Linked DNA regions of Mus musculus: region 2 is linked to region 1. A link is a loop called in an ENCODE intact Hi-C map of the cell type or tissue named here. Cell type or tissue: heart. All regions are shown on one strand.

The links. Peaks named below come from ENCODE experiments on the same cell type or tissue, not always from the same donor. Only the 100,000 strongest peaks of a DNase experiment are listed, where the experiment ranks them.
Region 2: a loop joins it to region 1, with 16 times the contacts of the local background. A loop is called at or near these places in 25 of 42 quality-filtered maps.

What each region holds. Positions count from the first base shown.
Region 1 is chr2:106,079,392-106,084,391 of GRCm38, reverse strand. Dcdc5 (doublecortin domain containing 5) reads right to left here and starts at 3,393. Exons shown (of 24, transcript NM_177844.2): 1 at 3,152-3,393. In heart, a CTCF peak has its summit at 2,197 (motif pointing right); no DNase peak of the experiment used is centred here.
Region 2 is chr2:105,521,421-105,526,420 of GRCm38, reverse strand. The region is part of intron 1 of 4930527A07Rik (RIKEN cDNA 4930527A07 gene); the gene reads right to left. Among named protein-coding and RNA genes, the nearest start is that of 4930527A07Rik, 47 kb to the right of the region's middle. In heart, a CTCF peak has its summit at 3,032 (motif pointing left); no DNase peak of the experiment used is centred here; H3K27me3 peaks cover 576 bases.

The sequences.
Region 1 (5,000 bases):
GCTTCCAGTGATGAAGTTCCCCTCAAATCATGCTTGTACCTCACACTGCCGATCAGTTCGCCCAAGCCCTAATTACTGTAACTGCCTGGCGCCCTTCCACGGAGGTTTTTTTTTTTTTCTTTCTTTCTTTTTTTTTTTTTCTTTCATTTTTTACAGTATTTCTGAACAGACTGACATATTTTGTTTACTGACAGCAACTAAAGCTCTGTGTAGGATCATAAATAAAGAAGATCGTGTTTAAAAATCACTAATATCATTTTAAGAGGTACTGCAGCCTTGTGTTTTGGCCTCTGTTTGGCTGTGTTAGCCATGAATGACAGCTTCCCTGCTTGAAGCACACAGAAAGCACAGCCTTGCTCATTCACTGACAGGACTGTGGCCTTTTCACACGTTCCTTCCACAGCAGTGTTTGTCCCCAAACACTGGAACTCGACACAATGGCATTCCTACTCTAACACCCCCACCAACAGCACCAGTACATAACAAGAATGCTAATGAGCTGGAGCTGGCCCTCATGAAAGTGTTAACTACATTTCATAGAAAAGTGGTTATGCTGTTCCAAAGATTACCAATTAAACAGATTTCTGCTTAGCTCTCAGCAATTTCCAAGATGTTTCCACTCTTGACAAAATACACGTGATAAATGTAAGGCTAAGCGACTTTAAGCTGTCCTAAATATAATATCTCATTTGAACACTCACGAAGCAGTATATATTTAAGATCACTGTAAAGTAATGTGCTTAATTCAGCCCCAGGCTGTAATAGCCAAGCTAAAATTTAAAATGAAAAAAAAAAAATTACTAGGGTCATAAATACAAAACCAGTAGCCCTGACTTTTCCTTTAAAGTTGCAATGTAACGATTTGTTTAAGAGACCTTCCTTTGGGCTTCTAGAATTTTTAAACCCATTATAGTTTAACAGACAACAAAACAATATGGTTTTCCTATGGGATGTCAAAAGTAGACTAAACGGAACTGATGTCAAAGTGATCCGGTCCTACAATTTTATAATCTTAAGAATTGTTAACAAAACAAGAGCCGCCCCTCGTCCACGTTTCACCTGTCTGGTGATTCCTGAACAGGGTGAGACAGAAAACTAAACAGAACCAGCTTTCTGGAAGGCCGAGTGAAGTAGTGCAGCTCAATGAATGCTCATTAATGCCGAGGGGGACACTCATAAGATAAAGATGTGGCCAGGCTTGCCAATGGCCAGAGGTGGCATTGTAACAGTGCCACTGCAGTGAGTTTTAAAAACATCGAAGCCATGGAAAGAGGACCCAAGTGCATATAATTAAACATGCGTGACTAAAGAAAATAGAATTTTTTGCAAACTTATGGCATTCCTCCTTGCTTTCATCCCTGTACTTCAGCTTACCTATAGCATGATGAAGCTTAACATTGTTACAATGCAGTAAGGCATAGAGGTAGAGAAAGTAGCAGAGAAACGAGACGTTTAAGGATTCTTAAACTTAGCATAATATTGAAATGCTTATAGAGTAGTTAAACGAACAATCTGCAACTAACTAAAAATGTAAAGTTTTGCTCATATTTACATCTAAGATTTAATAAATTATACTTGACAGCATTTTGAGTAATGACCTCTTTAAATTAAAGCAGCAATCCTCAAGGCATTTTTGCCACAGTGAACTGAACTCCTGAGTTTAGCATTTGTTTAGAGTGGCAGAAATAAGAGGCGTTGGCCCTTATTGTCCGGATGTCTTCTGTCTCACCAACCCTCACTTTTAATAAAACTTAGAAAGTGCTTATCTCCAGATTTTATTTAAACAGTGCTTTTCTTGAAATTACAATAAAAGCCATATGCTATTTTTTAACATTGAAAATAACTTAAAACCCTTCACTTAGTGAAACACAACTACAAATAAATTTAATTCAGAAAGGCATCATTTATTTTATAAAATCATTATATATTGAACATTAATATTTAAATATTAAACAATTAAAAGAACAAAAATTTTCTTATACTGGTTTTTGTATATGCTGGCCTAGTAGAACATTGGAACAGTCTGGATTTTTAATCAAATTGTCTATAGTAGTTATTAATCCTCTCTGAATCACTATATCTCATTAAAAGAAACTAAGTACACTTTCCCTAAAAATAAAGTCTGAGACGTCCCTGGAAGTTCCAAGAGCTTTGATGAACTTTCTTCTGCCCATCGTGTGTTGCAGTTCTCCGAGTGGACAGCAGGAGGTGCTGTGTGAACACCGAGCCTGTCATCTGGAGCCCAGCTCCCTCCAGTTTTCTGTGTGCAGTGAATAGTGAGACGCTTTCAAAATATTCATTTATCAGCGGCCGGTGGCCTGAGATAATGAGCCAAATTCTAAAATGGAACCTCCAAGTTTACAATGTAAACCCCACCCTTATTTAACACAAAGGTTGGCTTCTCTTAAGTGTTATGTTGGAAGATTTTTTTTTTAATGGTACAACCTTTTTTTTTTGTAATTATCCAAACTGCAACATTCTGGTTACAATATAAATCCTTTTTTAAGTCAATCAAATGTCCCAAAACTAATTACAAAACCATATGTCTTTACCTTCACACATACATGTGTGTGTGTATAAATAAACATACAACTATAGAATAAATGCACAGAGATTAAAAGGTAAAATCTAATTTAATTTAGTCAAATACATTAATTCAACTATACTCTGGATCCTGAAATACACAAGTTAAATAAGTATAATGGAATTAAGTTCTCTTGAGGAGAAGTTAGTTCACGATTCATTTCTGTAGAATCTGATTTGCTTTTAGACCCATTTCTACAATAGTGAGGTGAGTTTACACCAGAGGAAAAATGAGGAGTCTCAGCCTTCAGAGGAGTGCAGATGAATTCATTTCCTTCGTTGGTGTTACTGACTCTGGAATAACCATGTAAGGATCTGCTTTTCCTCTGCAGAGTGAGCAGTGAGGAAAGATGAGGCAGATGACACTCCATACCAAAAGACAGACACAATCAGCCCCTTTCTTGCTGCCTTTGAGATTCCAGAGCATTTTTGGCTCCCTTAGAGGCGCTGAGCTCACAAAACATGTCACGGTTCTTTTATGACACAATGCCAATCATTGCGTCTATAGAACCAAATACATCTGAAAAAATATATATAATACAGTACTTTTTAAAAAGGGATGGCTTACCTGCTTGTAATAATATTTTTGCAGACTTTAACCGTTGATACAAGGCCCCAAGAACTCCTTGCCCGTGCATCTTAGCCCCCAAGGGTCTGAAACCTTCTCCCTTAGAGACCCAAAGTGGTCCCCTCAAAGGACTGATGGAATTTTGCAGGCATTTTTCAAGCAGAGAAACTACTGGAGAGAAAAGGGGGAAGGATTCCTTTGACCCAACTGAGATACGCTGTCTGGAATGCAGCCTCGAGACTAGAGCTAACTCTTAACATCTATTATTTATGTCTGACCTGGGTTAAGTCTTAGCGAGGCAATTCCTGCGTTACCAGTGGCCACCAGGAAGGATGTATTTATATTGCGACATCCCCCCCCATGCAAGTCTCATAAGCTGTGTGAGCACACCTGAATAGTTCTGAAGTGTGCCTAACTAGCTGCATGGAGTGTCATGGTGTGCACTGATTGCCTTATCTTCTCATTTATCACAGATGAGTTGGAACCAGCCTTGCCGAAAACCTACTTGCATTGTCCTGATAAAAACTGTACGATCCATGATGTTTCAGTGTCCTGCGTCCTGTAGAGGAGTCCGTGTACCCAAAATATCACATCTGGAAATTATTTATAAAGTATGATCCACACCTTTATAATAAGCCTTCCTACCCCAGGCCCATCATTGGTATTCGTTAAAGCAACCCACGACACAGGGTGACAAGATTGTTTAAATAGAAAAGAGGAGAATGTTAAGCAAGGATTTTCTCATGCCTTTGTGTTCCCAAGTCCCCAGAATATTTAAGCTAGTGGTGGATTCAGGAATGCTATCCCAGCAGGGGCTGTGGAAGGATATTTACTTGTGGGCCTGTCATGTAACATCCATGTGGACTTGACAGATATGTTTATACACTTTGCACATGCTTAGCTGATACAGTCTTTCTAGTGTAAAATACTCAAATGACATGGCAGCTAGGTAATGTTTTCTGAAATTTAGTTTTCCCCTGAAAAGCCAGAAATAAATAACAAAATCTTGGGGCCCAGAAAAAAAAATGAATACATATCACTTTTATTTAACATGGTCTTTTCTTAAATGTATGTAGATCCCAAAGATAAACATGCAAGATAGATAGAGATCCTAGCAATATTATTCTTACACATATTTCTGCAAGGAAAATGAATTAAGCAGATCACAAGCTAAGGGCGTAGGTCTGTGCCCTTGGTTATGTTATATGTTGCATATTTTATGCAAAGAAGCCCAGCACTGAAATGGAATTGCAATCAAGCACAGCTGAGCTACTGAGAGGTTGAGCTATGCAAATGGCCTTTGCTACCTGTGTTCTCCTAAATCTTACTTTCAGCTAAGAAAACTTGCAGTTTAGGACACCTGGTTCTCCAGCTCCCTACCAAAGCCAAACTTAAAGTCTGGTGTGTTCGCTGCTTAGAAAAACGTTGGAGATTAAGAGGTTAAGATTTCCTACTGCTATGAGTAAAATCAAAAACATAAGCGTGATGTGACGACATCTGTGCAGAATTCTGTCATCCAGTTGGAGAAACTAACGCCTGAAATTCTAACAAGCCCACTTTTATACACACAGAGAAACTACTTTTCTCTATATGTTTTAAGTAAATAGGTGTCTTACACTTTCATATGTATAATAGATATTTATATTTTTATATTTACATATTTATATATTTTTATATTTATATAATATTTCTACCATATTATATATGTAAAATATAATATACATGACATTGTATATACTATAGAAGAAATAATAATAATTTTATTTAATAATAATATTTCAAAAATAAAATGGGTAAGACAAGTCAGTTTTGATGACAGTTGTGTACAACTAAACCCAGTTTAGAATCA
Region 2 (5,000 bases), 560 kb after region 1:
CTTGTCACTAAGACTAATACCGGTCTAGACAGAGCAAGACCCCAGGGTGGGCTGGGCATTGGATTCTGGGGTCTCTTGCCTAACAGAAATGTCCCGACTGTATATTAGAAGGAGAATGCAAGTGATGTGTATAGAAATGAGTGGACACTGTGGAAGTGAAGGTGGGGAACCTCAAGGCCAACTTACAGAGGAAAGCAGGTGACAGAAGACTCAAAGAACAGCAAGAAGAATCTAGAAGGAGGGCTGGAAAGGAGACACTAGAGAGATGGGAAAGGAGTAGGGAGCAAGGAGTAGCTCATCAAGTCAGGAGGTGGACAGTGGGCTGTCTGGAAATCATAGACGAAGACTGCAAAACAAATGGTTGGTAATTATGACCCTGGAGCGAGGCAGCCAAGTGGTCAAGGGTTGTTGTCCATGTCACACATCCCTGGGGGCCAAGTTATCATTCACAATTTTAGAGTTGCGCTGCACCTCACCTGAGTGACTTCTGGGGATAGGCATGCTAGTGAGAATCCTGTCAGACAAGGGATGAAGGCAGAACCTCACCACCAGCTGAGAAGTGAATAGAGGTGGGGTGCAGTGTGGGGACAGGGCGGGGCAGGGTGGAGTGGAAGCCCATGAAAGTGCTTTTTGAAAGGTGTTCGAAGTTAAGGGAAAAAAATGTGATTAAAAGGACTTGGGGAAAAAATCGTCATGATTTCCTCTTGCATTATAGCTTGGGCTTCAGAGTCTGGGCATGACAGGGAAGGGAGGGGTTAACAAAGGAATAGCTGTGACAGATGAGGAGACAGATGGAGGGAGAGGAACTCAGCCACTCAGAGACAAGTATTTGAGTCTCTCCACCCTTTGCTGGACCGTAGCTGTGGAGAGAAGGCAGCTTCCTGGTGCACAGAACCTACACTGCCCACCTAAGCCATGCTACAGGGAGAAAGCCCTTGGAGAGCGGGTGGAGAGAGCAGTTCATCTGGAGTTGGAGTGTGCTTCCTTGATGAGATGATCTTTTGTGTGAGCTGAGTGCCACTGAAAACCAGGGCAAAGGTCATTCTTGGCAGGTGGCAATGAGCATAGGACTTTCAGAGACAGGAAGAGACCAGCATGGCTTGGTCTGGAGCCAGCAGAGGCATGCAATGAGACCAGAGTATTAGGTGAGGCAGACCTCTCAAAGCACAGGACACTTCCATCGGGGATGCCCAGTGACCAAAGTATATGACGAATCAACCACCAGAGCCTGGGGTCTGTTTAAAGGTCTTCGCCGGTCTCTCAGCCTGCCGGAGTACAAGCAAGAGCCTTCTTCCAAGTCTGCCCTCAGGACTGACAGCTCACCGGAGTCAAGATGAGTTTAACATCATGTCTTCCTTGGAAGGTATCTGAGTCAGGCCCAAGACCTGACTACTTCTATTGTCCCCTACCAATGCTGTGGTGAGAGGAAGGGGACAAACGGGACTGACTATGTTCCTACAAAGACACAGCTGCACCAGTCTTTCACAGAAGGTGAACGCTGCTGCCCTCCTGCTCTGTGGCTGGAACCTGCTTTTCATTTGATGCCTTTTTTCCATACTTCACACTAGCTGGCTGCCTCTTGCTGTTCAGACTTCTTATGGTATCCCCTTGGCTCAACTCAGAAGTTACACCCTTTATATTTTTGGTCTTCTTCATCCACATAAACATCTCAGGTTCCTTAATGCATGTATTATCAAGAAGGCAATCTGATGGAAAGAATTCTCACGGAAGCATTAGCCAACTGGTATCACTGTTACACTTGCAAATTAGAGGATTTGCTCAGAATATTTAGGATTATGTCTGCCAAGGGATGAGCTTTAGAAAGACAGGAGCAAGACCTGGAAATGGACACCCTTTAAGAGGATGCTGGCATATGCTAAGGCTGGTTTTGTCCCCCTTCCCCCCCCCCCCCATCTTAAAGGGATAGAGAAAGCTAACTTCTGTGTTAAAAAGTGAAGTTGGAAATAACTGTGTGGTCTAACGGGGGAGAGTTACAAAGCAGCACGTTGACACTACCCAGGCTTCAATCTAGCTTCTCTGGTTAGGGCTAAAAGTAACACAAAGACTCCACTAAAGGCTACAGAAACACAACTAGAACACCTTCTGTGTATGCTGTATGCATTTCCTGGCTTAGTATTCCTGATATAGGTGTTGCTGTGCTCCCTTTTCTAGGTGAGACAGGGTCAGAAACATAGAGTAATTTCCTTAGAGTCGCAGGGACATACTTAAGATCTGTGGCACGCAAGCCCAGGCTGTCTGAATCCAAAAGCTGCTTGTCCTATGTGCTGCACAGTCATGCCTTGCCCTAACATGATGGCTCTTGACTTGGCCAGGGCTTGAGACATATCTAGCTTACAGATCTTCCATATATCAGGTCGAGTCCTCCCTCCTCTGTCCTGGCCTCAGTTTCCTTATCTGAAGACCAGGGAGACAGTGGAGATCACTGGAAGATGAGTATTCTCAGGTCAGTTAAAGATTTGCTTGATCTGAAAATGCCGGCTATGAGTCTCCTGCTAGGCTCTGAGAAAGAGGCCACGCCAACACTGGTTGAGCATCAGGCAAAACCACCAAGCCCCAGATGGATGTGACCTCTGGGAGTTCATCCAAACACTGGGGTTTGGGGATGGGTGGGAGGGCAATGTTCCTCCTCCAGCAGGCTGAGTTTAGCCAGCAGCGAGTGCCAGGGTCTCCTCCACAGCCCTGCCCAAGCTGCTTTCAAGGTGGGGCAAGTTGGGAGTGTTTCTCCCTCTTCTGGTGAGAGCCAAGAGGTCAGGAGGAGTGTAGCTGTGACAGATGGAATCTGCAAACTTGTTTGGAAACACCCTTTTCAAGTGCACCCTGAGACAGGATTAAGAGAACAGCTTTGGCCCGTTTTCAGGACTGTCATCTGCTGAACACCTCCAAGCTCATTTGAAGGAAGTGACAGAGAGACTGAGATTGCAAATCAGGGAACTTGGCCTCCCCACCTCCACCAGCCGGAAGAAAACAAAAGCGCCTTAAGTAGGAAAGTGACACAGCGCCATCTCCTGGCCAGTAGTTGTCTGGCCCTTGGGGGCCTCTGGTCAGAGTCAGGACTCCTCTACTTCAAGGATTTTGACAAATTGTGCTAGAGGGAAGGCCTGTCCTGGCTTCCAGGAGCTAGGGTGCAAGCATGGGAATTGCATTCACTCTCAGTTTACAATGTGGACATATGTGCGCACTCATGTGTTTTACACAAATACATGCACATTGAAAGTCAATTTGAACATCAAGTAGGATTGACTTTTCTGTGAGGCACAATTCCTCTTCTTGTAGGCAGCTTTCAAGGTTAAACTCATCATGATGAGGTTATGCACTCCAGAGCCAGTGTGTGTGGGTTCAAACCTCAAGTTTTACCATTTAGTCGCTGTCAAGGTTTAAGCAAGTTACTTAACCTCTTTGGGCTGCTCGCCTCTTCTATAAATATGAACAATACTGATACTCCAGCAGCATATTGTGATGAAGCGGTACAATGTATGATCATCACCCTGTACATACTAGCTGTAATTATTGTCCAACAGAGCATGGCTCTCATGTAGTCCCACCATCTGTAGAGTCAACCCATTAAGCTCCATTCTAAGTCTTGTTGGTCAATATGTCCCAGGCAGACATTTCCAGTTAGAGAAAGTTAATGTTAGAGACACTATTTGGTTAACATAGGTGCTACTTACACTCTATATAGCCTCTACGAGGTTTAAGAGTCATGACTGTGGAACTCCCATGTCCTTTGTCTTTATTAAGTCAGTCTGGCAAGGTGGTGGGCCCGTTGGTGCTGTAGACTGACTGATGACACTCTGGCGGACAGGGTGGATGTGTCCTCTCTCCAACTTAGGGAAATTTTCCTCCTGGCTTTTCCTACCTTCATCTGCAAAGTATCCCAGGGAAGCTAGCAGAGTGGCTTCCAGGGGAGCCGCAAGCATCTCGAGAAACTCTGACTTAGATGGGATACTTACAGACACTAACCAAAAAGAGCTCTTTCCATCTAGAAAAATGATGGCCAGGAGACAGGCTGCCAAAGTCAGAGGCTGGCTTTCCCAAGGTCAACCATAAATCAAGGTGAGCACATGTTACAGGAGCCAGTGCTGGAGTCTTGAGGGGGTGTGGGGCCTGATGACAGGGGGATTATCTCTTCCCATTCCGTCTGCTGCCAGGGAAGCCAGGCATGTGTCTGCTCATTGCCACCAAGGAAGCCTTCCTGCTGTTTAATGAGGGTTAGCTTGCCCTGGGAAGGAAGGCCTGGCCTGCACATCTGTCTCATCAAAGGGGTCAAAGGCTTAGGACACAAAGGTCTCTCAGGCCTCCATTCTCTGGCCTTTATCACCCCCCAGAAGCCATCCTGTTAACGTGCTCAAACAGCCGTGACTTTGCCTCTGCTGTGTTTGGGGAGTTCAGTCTGGTGAAGAGGGAAGAGAGAGAGAGAGCCCTTGGAGTCTCTCAGACTTCGCACTTGGCTGCCTCTCCTGAGGAGGACCTGAACCGTGACTCATCTGGGGTAGAATGTTTTGTTAGCAAATCCTTGTTTTGCTTTAAAGCCACTGATGTCTCAAGAAAACAGCCTCAAGCGAATTTGGAGGAGGAAGAGGAGGAGGAGGAGGAAGAGGAGGAGGAGGAGGAGGAGGAAGAGGAGGAGGAGGAGGAAGAGAGAGAGCGTTAGAGAGAGAGAGAGAGAGAGCACTGCCTCACATGTAATCTGTTTACAGGGGACAGAAGTGACCCTAGGAGCAAGCTCGAGCCAGGCACCCTCACCATGATGGCCTTGAGGTCATGAGGCTTTTTGCAGGAAATCAAGACATACTAATGCTTTAAGTTGGAAGGACATAAGAGATGGTGAGGCTGCATCTGCTATGGAGCTTTGGAGGTCCAACATCACTTGGAGTTTAGGAGCTGCCTTTGAACTCAAGGCTTCACCCCACACACCTCAGCTTCTTCATCTGTCAAGGGGATTAGCAATACTAGGGTGAGAACAACATGACAAACGCAAA